3 separate regions of the Homo sapiens genome follow, and regions 2 and 3 are each linked to region 1. A link is a contact called in ENCODE Hi-C or POLR2A ChIA-PET data. All regions are on one chromosome and are shown on one strand. Each heading gives the region's core, a stretch centred on a gene start or an enhancer-like site at or near the end of the contact. The rest is flanking DNA. Distances are from core to core; before and after follow the strand shown. Region 1 holds the start of FAM161A (FAM161 centrosomal protein A). Region 2 holds the start of PEX13 (peroxisomal biogenesis factor 13). Region 3 holds the start of TMEM17 (transmembrane protein 17).

Region 1 (3,598 bases), core at 494-2,993:
GACTCCTTTACCACAGCAAGCCAAAGTTGAGTTTAATCTTTGGGAAGGCACACAAATGACACTCCCACTGGCAACTCATTTACATAGATTGCTCTTTAGAGGAGACACACATTCTTTCATTTGGTTCTCATAGAGCTGAGATGGGAAAAAAGAGACAATTATTATAGTTATTTTACAGATAAGGAAACTGAGGTTTAAGGAAATTATGTCCTAACACCACCTAGGAAGTGGCAGGGAATGGATCCTAATACAGAACTCTTCAATCCTTTTTCTCCATCACGTTGCCTTGTTGCCTACTGAAAATTGTGTTGAGGGGTAGCTTCATCATGAACAAAATCGGTCCTAGCACTCTGATCCTGGTTCATGTTCAGGGTCTCAGTCTGCCTTACTCTGGATAACTTCAAGTTGTTTGTCTGTTGGTGAAAGATTGGTCACAAAAGGTGTTGCTAAAGATGTTCTCATTAACAATTTTACTGTAGATTAAAGAGATCAGAATTCCAAAATATCCAGTGATTTCAGTTAGTCCTCAATCATAAGTTTGGTGTCTGAGAAGCTTTGGACACATGGTATTAGGAAATTTTTTCTATCTGCAGATTGCTAGTTTAAATTCAAGATTCCCATCTTTTTTTTTTTTTTTTTTTTTTGAGACTGGGTCTGAGATCTCAGCTCACTGCAACCCTCACCTCCCAAGTTCAAGCGATTCTCCTGCCTCAGCCTTCCGAGTAACTAGGATTACAGGGGCGCACCACCACGCCCGGCTAAATTTTGTATTTTTAGTACAGACGGGGTTTCACCATGTTGGTCAGGCTGGTCTCGAACTCCTGACCTCGTAACCCGCCCACCTCGGCCTCCCAAAGTGCTGGGATTATAGGCACGAGCCACCGCGCCCGGCCAAGATTCCCATCTTTTAAGTGAATTGAGCAGATGGCAGACCCTGCCCTCTACCTGCTGGACTGGTGTCCACAACAGATTTAACAATGAAAACTGATCAGTGAAAAGGCCGTCTCGCTGTACCCTAAAGAGCTGTTTAGGAAACACTGAAACCTCAGTGATTTGCTTATCTGTATCCGTGTCTGATTTAGCCAGTGAACACGTGATGGTTTTAAACACACATCTTTAGAGCACTATGTTGAGATCCGCTTATAACCAAGATCTTAAGGTAATAACGAAACACACCTGACAGAACAGTTTTCCTCAAATTACTATATATAGCCAGATATATCTCTATATATCCATTCCCGAGATGCTGGAGAGTAGAGAGTAAAATTCTATACTTTGCACTTGCCAGAAGCAGAGTAACATAAATGTTGTCTAGGAAGCTTTTACAACAGACTGGTGAAAATTAAAACACTTTTCAACGCCTCGATTTAGAGTAATTTTCGTGAGCGTAGAGAAGGGGCTGGGCCAGGACCACCAAGTAGGGACTATGTGCACAGGGACCCGCGTTTACCAGCCTGCCCTCAGCTGGGCGGGGAACCGGACAGCCCTCAGCCTGCACCCAGCCCATGCGAGGTCCCAGCCCAAGTCCCGCCCCAGTATTACCGATGCCCCAGCGGGCTGAGCCACTTTCTCCTCCTCTTCGTCCTCCAAGATCGCCTCCGCTGCCGCCAGGGCCTTTAAGGGGTCTTCGCGTTCGTACTGGGCGACCCGCGCTCCAGTGATGGGATTTACCGGGGTCTGGAGACTGGAGGCCACCAGCTTCGCCACTCGGTGGGAGGTGGCCATCGCCCCGCCTCCGAGGCCTGAGCGCCTGCGCTGGCCCGGGACGGGAAAGCTGGTGCGGCCCCTGGCAACCCGGGGGCGCCTAGCTAGGGAGCCGGTTGCTATGGGCGCCGTAACTGGGGACGCTACAGGAGCCGCCAGGGACCAAAAGTCACGCAAAATCCACTCAGGCTGCCAGAGACCCGAGTCGGGTGCTTACTGGATCATGGCAGTCAGTACCGAGTCTGTTGGCTGGTTCCGAAGGTTGGCAGGCTGAACAGGGCACTTATTCCACTCCTTTGCGTCTAACCGCCTGAACGCAGACTTCTCACATTATACAATGAAACAACTGCTTTTGTGAAGAAAAGAACGCTTTTTTATTAACTGCAATAACATGTTAGAAGGAGACAGTTGATGGAGGAGACGGCGGCGGCGGAGGAAAGCAGGGCGTGTTACTGGGTGGCGGTCTCAGAAGAGTGACAAGGTTGGCGTCCCGCTACCTAACATGTCTCCCGCGGGGGCCAGAGTGGGAAGGAGGGCGGTACATTCTACTCTGATTGACTTGAGGGCTAGCAGGAATCCACCAATCAGAAGGAGGCTCCCAGTTGTCCCTCTCGCTTTTTTCTTGACATGACCAATAAAAGCCCAGAGTTGGGTGGCGCCTGACCCTCCCACTAATGAGTGATAGTGCAGGTATTGTAAACCTGGCGTTTGCTTTGGGTTCTTCAGCTTGAGAGTGACAGGATTGAACGGCACAAGTGCCCAAGAGTCACCACAGACACATCCATCTCCCTCATCCGTATCTTCTCTTCCCACTCGGGATTTGGACGCATCAAATGGCGCCTTCCCTCTGCACCACGTGGCAGTAAGAGAAGCCAAACCTCAAAATAGCGGACGTGGTGCAGTCTCAGACATCTGCTCCCTGAGCCCCTGCTTACTGAGGCCGAGGCTGCCGCCCCCTATCTACTCCCTATCTACCCCCTCTCTATCCTTTGCCCTCCTCCTGCTCCCCAGCCCTACGACCGGCCCCCTCCGGTCAGTATTTTCCTCGTTATGCGCTGCACATCGTCGAGAACCCGTCTCTAAGGTCTGAGCCCTTACCAAACCTTTGTTCTCCTGTCTGGGTGTGAGCACCTACAAAGTCTCCTACGTCCCCACTTCCTTCAGGCTGCTCTTGGTTTTAGCTGAACAGTTGCTTCCCATGCTGGAACAGATGCTGACTGGGTTCTAAGCAGAAGCCAGAGCCAGAACCATGAGATATGCACCGCCAGGTGTGGCCAAGTTTCCAGGGGAGCAATTTCCAGTCAGACACGGCAGCCAGTTTTGTGGCTACAAAACTGCCTCAGCCTCCGGAGTAGCTGGGATTACAGGCGCACTCCCGGGAGGCGGAGGTTGCAGTGAGCCGGGATGGCGCCACTGCACTCCAGCCTGGGCAATAAAGCAAGACTCCGTCTCACCACCACCACCACCAACAAAAGTATTGATAAGGAATTATAGCAGATGAATTATAAATAATGAAATATCCTATTCTCTTTACTGTAAATTCCTCATAGACAATTGCTTCTCTCAGAATGCTTTCGTTGGTTTATGCTGTACTCCTGTATTTGTGGCCAACTTATGGTTGCAATTGTTTAACAACCTAGTTCCAACATGAATGTTGGTTAATATTTTTGTTTTTATTTGTGATTAAGATGAGAGTGACATATCCAAGATCTATGTCAGAATTTCACTTGTCAATGTTATGAGCAACTTCTTTGCTGAAATAGATAATCATTTTCTAACACTGGAATAATTTTTCTTAATTTTTTCTGCAAGTCACAATGTAAAGGCTACAGATAACACAAACTTTTAAGTTTACTCTGCATTAATATTTTCCACATCCGTTTCTTAAGTTTAA
Region 2 (3,598 bases), core at 513-3,012, 840 kb before region 1:
AACTCAAAAAGAGACAGAAGAAATACACCCTCTTCCAATAAATCAATAAGCACTTTAAAAGGACACTTAATGAAGATTTCCCTCGATACTTAAATAGCTATATTAAAATTTATTTTATTTTCCATGGCTAGAAGACAATGTTTATTTTTCCAGTAAGTTCACAAGAACAAAGGTATCATGCAAAGTAAATAAATGACACATTACAATCTCCTGGCTCTGAGAAGTTCCCAAACCTGATTGATGAGAATTACAAAACTTCCAGTCCTGAGTAATTTGAAGAGGTCTAAAAATAGACCCCAAAAAAGACCTCTTTTGAATGTGTGTTAATAAACGAGCTATGAATTTACAAACCTCTCAACATCATTTTCACCTACCAACAATTTATCAACTTCTCAAGAATGTTAACATTAAAAGGAGAAAATACGTTACGTCTTAAATTTGGTTTTTTCATCGTGAGATAATTAAATGCCAGGATTTCATAAGATATTAGAAATCGGTTGTCCATATTAGATTTATTATGTTTGAAAGCAAGCCCTGAGAAAGGCATTCCACAATGTAAGTTTTCCAGTGTTGGTTACCCTCAAGATGTTTGCTTTTCGTTTATGTGTTTGTTTTATAGAAATAACTCTGTAACAAGTTGCTACAAAGCCGCCTTTCATGTGTCAGGCTCCCTAGGAGGACTGAATCCCTCCTCCCCAAATCAAGGATAACTAGCCCAGTCTCTGGCTTACTGGAGGAGAGGAAGGACTTTATTTTCACCTCTTGGACGATTACAAAAACCAGTCATCGAAAACGAGAAAAGGGGCAGGGTATAAGAAAAACTAGCGAAATGACCAGACTGAGTCTCATATCCTAAGATCTTTTAAAACTCATTTCCCTACCGAAGGGTGTCATTCGTAACGCGGCGTGGGGCTGGGGGTGTGGATTTACGGAGAAAGAGGTGATCACACTTCACTGGGCTTCTGAAACATTCAGCTCTGGAATCTACTGTGGACTCTTGAAAAGTTCATCCCGAGATCTAACCTCAAGCCTCAGTTTTCGCCAAGCAAGCCCTTCCCCCTTCGGTCAGGTGCAACAAACTTCCCACTCACCCCTCCTTTGCTAACAAAGCCGCTCCAGCAGGAGAGAAACGAACTCTCTCCCGCCACACCTCTTTTGCACCCAGTCTGCACTCCTTCACCTCTTACCTACCCGCCTCACCTTCTCCCCAGACGCCGGAGCCTGAGATTTAACCCCTTCCGGCCCTCGAAGGGAAGAGGGAAGACTAAAGACAACGCACCTATTGCGTCTAGCAATTCTGTTCCCCGAGGAAACGTGCGTTTTAGAACAAAAGTACCAGCCCGCTCTCGCTAGGACTAAGTGAGCTTCTCCCTTCTTGTTTGTAGAGGAAATCCGAAAAACTGCCTGGTTTGCCACCTCACCCTACCTCCCCCACGAGCGAAGGAGTGCGTGCGGCTTTACTCCCAGCCCGACTGGTCCACTCCCAGAAAAGCCTCGGTGGGACTCCGACGTCTAGGGAGTTGTAGCCGCTACCAGAAATATCGATGAGCCTTTACCCTGAGGTTTAGAAAGGCAGCTCTTTCTGGGGCAAATACAAAGAGCGTGTTTCTTCCTACAAATTAGTGGCATCCTCCCGCTGTATGGATTCAGCTGGCAAAGTAACTCAAGCCTTGTCCTGACTGCAAGGGTGGGCGGGGTGGACGGCTCGGTGTTCTGCCCGTTGTGTCTTACGCTCCAGGTGCTGGTCTACGCGGGCCTGGACAGTCAGGGGTAGGAGCGGGAGCCGAGAGGAGGCGGAGGAGATGGCGTCCCAGCCGCCACCTCCCCCCAAACCCTGGGAGACCCGCCGAATTCCGGGAGCCGGACCGGGACCAGGACCGGGCCCCACTTTCCAGTGAGTGTGGGATTCTTCAGGCTGTGAGTTTAGTGGGCCCGAGCGGGGACTTGGCAGGAGGCGGTTGTAGCGGTTGTTAGTGGAGGTATTCCCTTCCCCCCTTTAACCAATACCCAACCTTGGGGATAGGGGCCGAGGTGGAGCTGGGGCGCTTACCAGTGGGGACTTTAGTGTCTCACAGCTGTTTCTGACCCGGCAGCTCTAATCAGCAACGTTTTTTTCGGGAGCTCCTGGGCGTCTCTCTGGGTCTCTGTGCTTGAAAGAAAGGGGGGCGGCTTCCTACCTACCGCTTCTGTTTTCACTTTGACAGAATGGCTTCTCTATCTTTAAAGCGTAGACTTTGGTCTGTAGCAGTTGAGAGCGGCATTTGTCCAGCCACGGCATCGACAGGGAGCAAAGTCTCTCCTTAAAGGTGTTAACCTCTCGAGAAGTTGCTGAAAGCCGGAAAGGTTTTACGCAACAGGAACTCAAGCCCCGTACACTTTGCATTCTTTTCCAGCATAACTCAGCCAGTGTTTCGGATCGAGATTGGAGAAGCAACTTTAAAGCAGGAGTTCTAGATCTGAGGCCTATGGATGGACTTTGTGTGCAAAATAGTGTATTTTTCTGAGGCCTGTATTTTTTTTTTGTTTGGTTTTTAATCAGTATCAGTTGGTTTCTAGGACTTTAAAAAGGCTAAAACATGCAGAGTTGGGAGTGTTTCGTGGCCTCGTGTGGCTTTTGTTTGGTAGTGCTGGACATCTTAATTCAGATAGGTGTGATTCAAATGTCAAATCACCTACTATTGTAGGTTTTCCTAAGCGTAAAAACCCCAACATATTGGAATGTATTTCTGCTGTATTCTGAAATCTTTTATTTAAACACTAAAATGCTTTAACACAGTAACGACTTAGTTTAATAAGGATATATACATAACAAGTAATAAGTTTGATTAGGCTGGTAAGCCACGGTGACATTATCTGCTACCTTTTTTTTGAGTGGGTTCTTTTTTCCCCATTTAGGCTGCTTGTCGAATGAGAGAGGTTTTATTTTTTGCATCTGTTAAAGTTCTTTTTATGTAAAATTAACCATTTTCCCACTTTATCGTGAAATATTTTAAACACAGAGACCAGTAGAGAGTAAGATAATACCTATATATTCACTACTCAACTTTAAACAGTGTTAACATTTGCCAGACTTATGTCGAATTTTTCAAAATAAAAGACGGCTAAACTCTCCCATTCTTCTTTATAGTGGTGACTATTGTCCTTATTTGGTGTTTCGCATACCCAGTAATGTTTTTATATTTTAGTACTTAGGTTTGTGCTATTTATATGCATTTTATATCTAAAACTTAACAATGTAACAATAATATATATTTTATATCTAATTACATGTTACTATTTATATATTATTTTTTGTATCTGTTTTTGTTTTTTCTGTTGCCCAATTTTCTATTGGCTTTATCTTTGCTTACCAATTTGTAAGAGTATTGTTAAACTAATCCTTTTTTGTTACTACATTTTGCTAATATTTTTCACTGTGTGGCTTCTCCTCTTTATATTTATGTTCAATTTTTTGTACAGATGTTTTTGATTTTAATACAGCCAAAATTGTCATATTTTATTGTTTATGCTTTTTGTCTTGGTTAAGAAATCCTGTCTACCTAGATCAGGACAGTTTTTCTGTATGTTTTCTTTTAAATCTTCCGGTTTTTTCATTTGC
Region 3 (3,598 bases), core at 632-3,131, 650 kb after region 1:
AGCAACAGTACAAAGCTGCGGACATGGTAATGACATAAACTTGTTATTACAGTACAAATAATCAAACCTACTTCCAATCCACAAAGAAGAAAATTTGGGAAAGAATAATAAATTGGGCAAGCTGAACATTTCAGTACCTTTGAGAAGAAACTGTAGTCAAATTTTGCAAAGAATGGTTTTCATGTTAGAAGTATTGTGTGTTAACATCTTAAAGGTTATGCTATGTCCATATTTCAGCAGATCAAACTTATAATCATGGAAATGAAAATCAAATTAATATGTAAATGAACCTTAAAAGCGTAAGACATAAACTTACTAAATTTTGCAAAAGTTCAAGTTGAGTTCTGTAAATGGAATTTAAATTAAAACATACAATATAAATCAGGGATAGGTAAACAACTGGCCAGCTGCCTGTTTTTGTACAGTCAATGAGCTAAAAATGTTTTTTCACGTTTAAATGGTTAAAAAAGTAATATTTTTTCCACACGTGAAATCCATATGAAATACAAATTTCAGTGTCCATAAAGTTTTATTGGAACACAGCCCTGCCTATTCAATAACTATTGTCAATGGCTGCCGTGGAGACCATATGGCCTACAAAGTCTAAAATATTTACTATCTGGTCCTTTTCAGAAAACGTCTTTTTACCTTGTATTATCAGACGTTAGTGCTCATTAAGCCTCATCCTTGGAACCAGAAACGTGAAAACCTATTTTTTTCACATTTTTCTCTGTACATCCTAAATCATAAAGGCCTACATTTGGGAAATAGGCAAGTGATCAAGGTGACAAAATGCAGCTTTGGGAACTGCCTTTACTTTTCTCTGTCCCTTTTAAAAATTCTCTAAAACCAAGCAGAGGAAAAGATTGATATTTCCCAGCAGAGTTGAATGATGAAAACCACATGGGTTTGGTTGACAGTGTGTTGTCTACCATCATGATGTAGGAGGAGGAAACTGTTCTGGAGGAAACTGTGTTATCACTTGACATCAAGTTAAAGGACGCAGAAGCATCATGGTATTTTGTTACCTTATGATAAGAGTTACATATAGGGGAGGAGGAGAAGGCAGGGAAGGGGTGAGTTTTGTTGAACGCCCGGCTAGTATGGCACATGCCAGTGGGAGTGGATGGTGGTTTGAAAGGACTCATTAACTTTTTTTTTTAATGTCTTCTACGAGAAAATGGCCTTGCTTAGGAACATACTTGTTCTGCTAGGAAAAGGGAAAAGGCAAATTTGTTCCCTGGGGTGGGGGTGGGGACGGGGGAGGTGGGATTGCTTGGGCTATTCCTCGTCATCCTGGACAGAAAAGCCGGGGCGGGCGCCGCAGAGGCAAAACAACTTGGGCCTTCGCTCTCGCGGCGCGCGGGGGACCAGCCTGTGCAGCAAGGGCGGCTTTTATCTTTTTATTTTTGGGGTTTCTCCGGGACAATGATGGGCCTTGCGCGGCACAGAGATCGGCCCCACGTCAGCTGCCGCGCTTGCAACAAGCTGGCCAGGGAGCACCACGCGGAGACCAGGCCCGGCCGGGGGCGGGAGGCCGCCAGCGCCTCAGCTCCCTGTCCGGCCCGGCCCCTCCTCCAAGGCGCTCTCCCGCACTGCGGAGAACTGGCTGAAGGCGACATCGCCATTTTAGGTACGGGCAAATTCTGGACGCTCCAAAATCCACGCCAAGCCCTCGGCAGGCCACACCCCCTGCACCGGGCCTCGGTCACTCACCCGGACCCTCATTGGACTCTGGACCGGTCCGATTGGAATCACTGAACACGGCCCGGCTGAAGTTTCCCAGCCGCTGGCGCACCGGATCCGGCAGCTCCATGCCTGGGCCTCAGTATCCCTCACCCCCTCAGACACGGGCTAGTCTGCGGGCGCTCCGAGGCTCCGTGGTTCCCACGGCAACCGGGCGGCGCGAGGCCGGCGGGACCCGGGAGCGCGCGGGGCTGCCCGGCTGGGCTGGGTCTCGTCCGGAGCCCGCGCAACCTGGAAGGGACCGGCGCGCTCAGAGCGCGTTCCAGGCCCAGGGAGCCGCGCGCCTCGGCCGTGTACAAAACGGCAGATCCCTTAGTTCTGCTTTGAGCTCGACCATCCTAAAAACAAACCTATACTAAGAAATGAGCTGGGGTTGGACTGCGATACAAGGAGCCCTCACATTTGCCAGTGGAACTGTAAATCGGTACAACCTTTCTGGAGAGAAATAGAGAACGAATGCAGAGCTTAAAGAATGTCTAGAGGTGTAGGGGTGTGTGTGAGAGAGAGAGACATCATGTGACTGATTATTTTTTAATAAGAAAACAGCAATGGGCAACTGATTAAATGTACTGGAGCACATACATTCAATGGAGTATGTTTCAGCTGCTTATAAAATGCTTGCAAAGGATATTGAATGGTATAGTTTAACTTTATGTAAAAATACAGCAGAAATAAAACTAAATGAGAATGAACCTAATTTAGCAAAATTTATGTGTATGAGTGGAGGGGAGGAGAGAGCGTGTGCACACTGGCTTGAAAAAAAGAACTGGAAAAAAGTCCAAAATGTTAACAGTCGTTTTCACTGGATAGTGGGATTGTAGGTGATTCAAAAATTTTTAAACGTCTTATTTTCTAGCTTTCTCTCAAGATATATTACTTAAAAAAAACTAAGTGTAATACACATACAGAAAAATTGTACACCTTTTGTAAGTAATATATATTACTTAAGAAATAAGTGTAATATATATACATAGACTGAAATCTGTATGTGTAATCAGCACCCTGTTCAAGAAACTTTACAATATTCCCAGAAACTCCCCCTTCCTATTTCCTTTCAGTCACTAAACCCACTCCTCACTCATAACTGACCTTTCCTGAATTCTAACAGCAAAGGAGAGTTTTGCCTTTTTTTTTTTAAATCAGAACATTTATTGTGTGACTAATCTAAAATTTTTTTTTTTTTTTTTTTTTTTAGACAGAATCTTGCTCTGTCACCCAGGCTGGAGTGCAATGGCACAATCTCGGCTCACTGCAACCTCCGCCTCCTGGGTTCAAGTGATTCTCCTGCCTCAGCCTACCGAGTGGCTGGGATTACAGGTGCCCGCCACCACACTCGGCTAATTATTGTATTTTTAGTAGAGACAGGGTTTCGCCATGTTGGCCAGGCTGGTCTCGAACTCCTGACCTCAAGTGATCCACCCGCCTTGGCCTCCCAAAGTGCTGGGATTACAGGTGTGAGCCACCGTACCTGGCCTGAAATTCTTAAGATGAACTGGATGCTGCAGCAGCTGTCCTCTTGGGTTTAGGTGGCATTCCTTTAAAAAATCCATGCCTTAACCTGCTGTACACAATTTTTAAGTGCCTCATTCGACCAGTCCCACTGGTATATTTTTTAGCCTCGGCACTCCAATTATACTTTATCTTGGCTTGGGAGGGTAGCCGCGTTTGCCACAGGCGGACTTTTGAAGGAGTTAGAGTCACAGGGCAGCACTAGCTGTGCATCTTATCGCACCACTTTCTAGATGATGACACTCCCTTTGTCATCTTGCTTCTGTTTTGCATATTTATATAAAAGCAATCATACTGTAAGTACTTTTTTAAAAAACTGGCTTTGTCTTCAACATTACTTTCA

The links. Hi-C counts contacts between places; a loop is a spot of excess contacts on that map. ChIA-PET counts read pairs that join two places held with the same protein, here RNA polymerase II (POLR2A). Pooled maps may share reads with other maps.
Region 2: a loop to region 1 is called in a pooled map, with 10 times the contacts of the local background. The contact joins the promoter of PEX13 here to the promoter of FAM161A in region 1. A Hi-C loop is called at or near these places in 2 of 37 single-sample maps with no recorded cell type and 14 of 50 pooled maps. POLR2A ChIA-PET finds 5 or more read pairs at or near these places in 1 of 52 experiments (naive thymus-derived CD8-positive, alpha-beta T cell).
Region 3: a loop to region 1 is called in a pooled map, with 5 times the contacts of the local background. The contact joins the promoter of TMEM17 here to the promoter of FAM161A in region 1. A Hi-C loop is called at or near these places in 4 of 50 pooled maps.

The regions. Positions count from the first base shown.
Region 1 is chr2:61,852,317-61,855,914 of GRCh38, forward strand. It overlaps FAM161A (FAM161 centrosomal protein A), which reads right to left and starts at 1,744. Exons shown (of 7, transcript NM_001201543.2): 1 at 1,543-1,744. The coding sequence starts at 1,725. RefSeq lists enhancers at 1,228-1,357, 1,518-1,677, 1,918-2,147, 2,888-2,937.
Region 2 is chr2:61,015,958-61,019,555 of GRCh38, forward strand. PEX13 (peroxisomal biogenesis factor 13) reads left to right here and starts at 1,763. Exons shown (of 4, transcript NM_002618.4): 1 at 1,763-1,894. The coding sequence starts at 1,803. It overlaps PUS10 (pseudouridine synthase 10), which reads right to left and starts at 2,298. Exons shown (of 18, transcript NM_144709.4): 1 at 2,051-2,298. RefSeq lists an enhancer at 2,170-2,219.
Region 3 is chr2:62,504,314-62,507,911 of GRCh38, forward strand. It overlaps TMEM17 (transmembrane protein 17), which reads right to left and starts at 1,882. Exons shown (of 4, transcript NM_198276.3): 1 at 1,717-1,882. The coding sequence starts at 1,816. It also overlaps the pseudogene RPL37P13. RefSeq lists silencers at 781-1,075, 1,413-1,582, 1,793-2,062.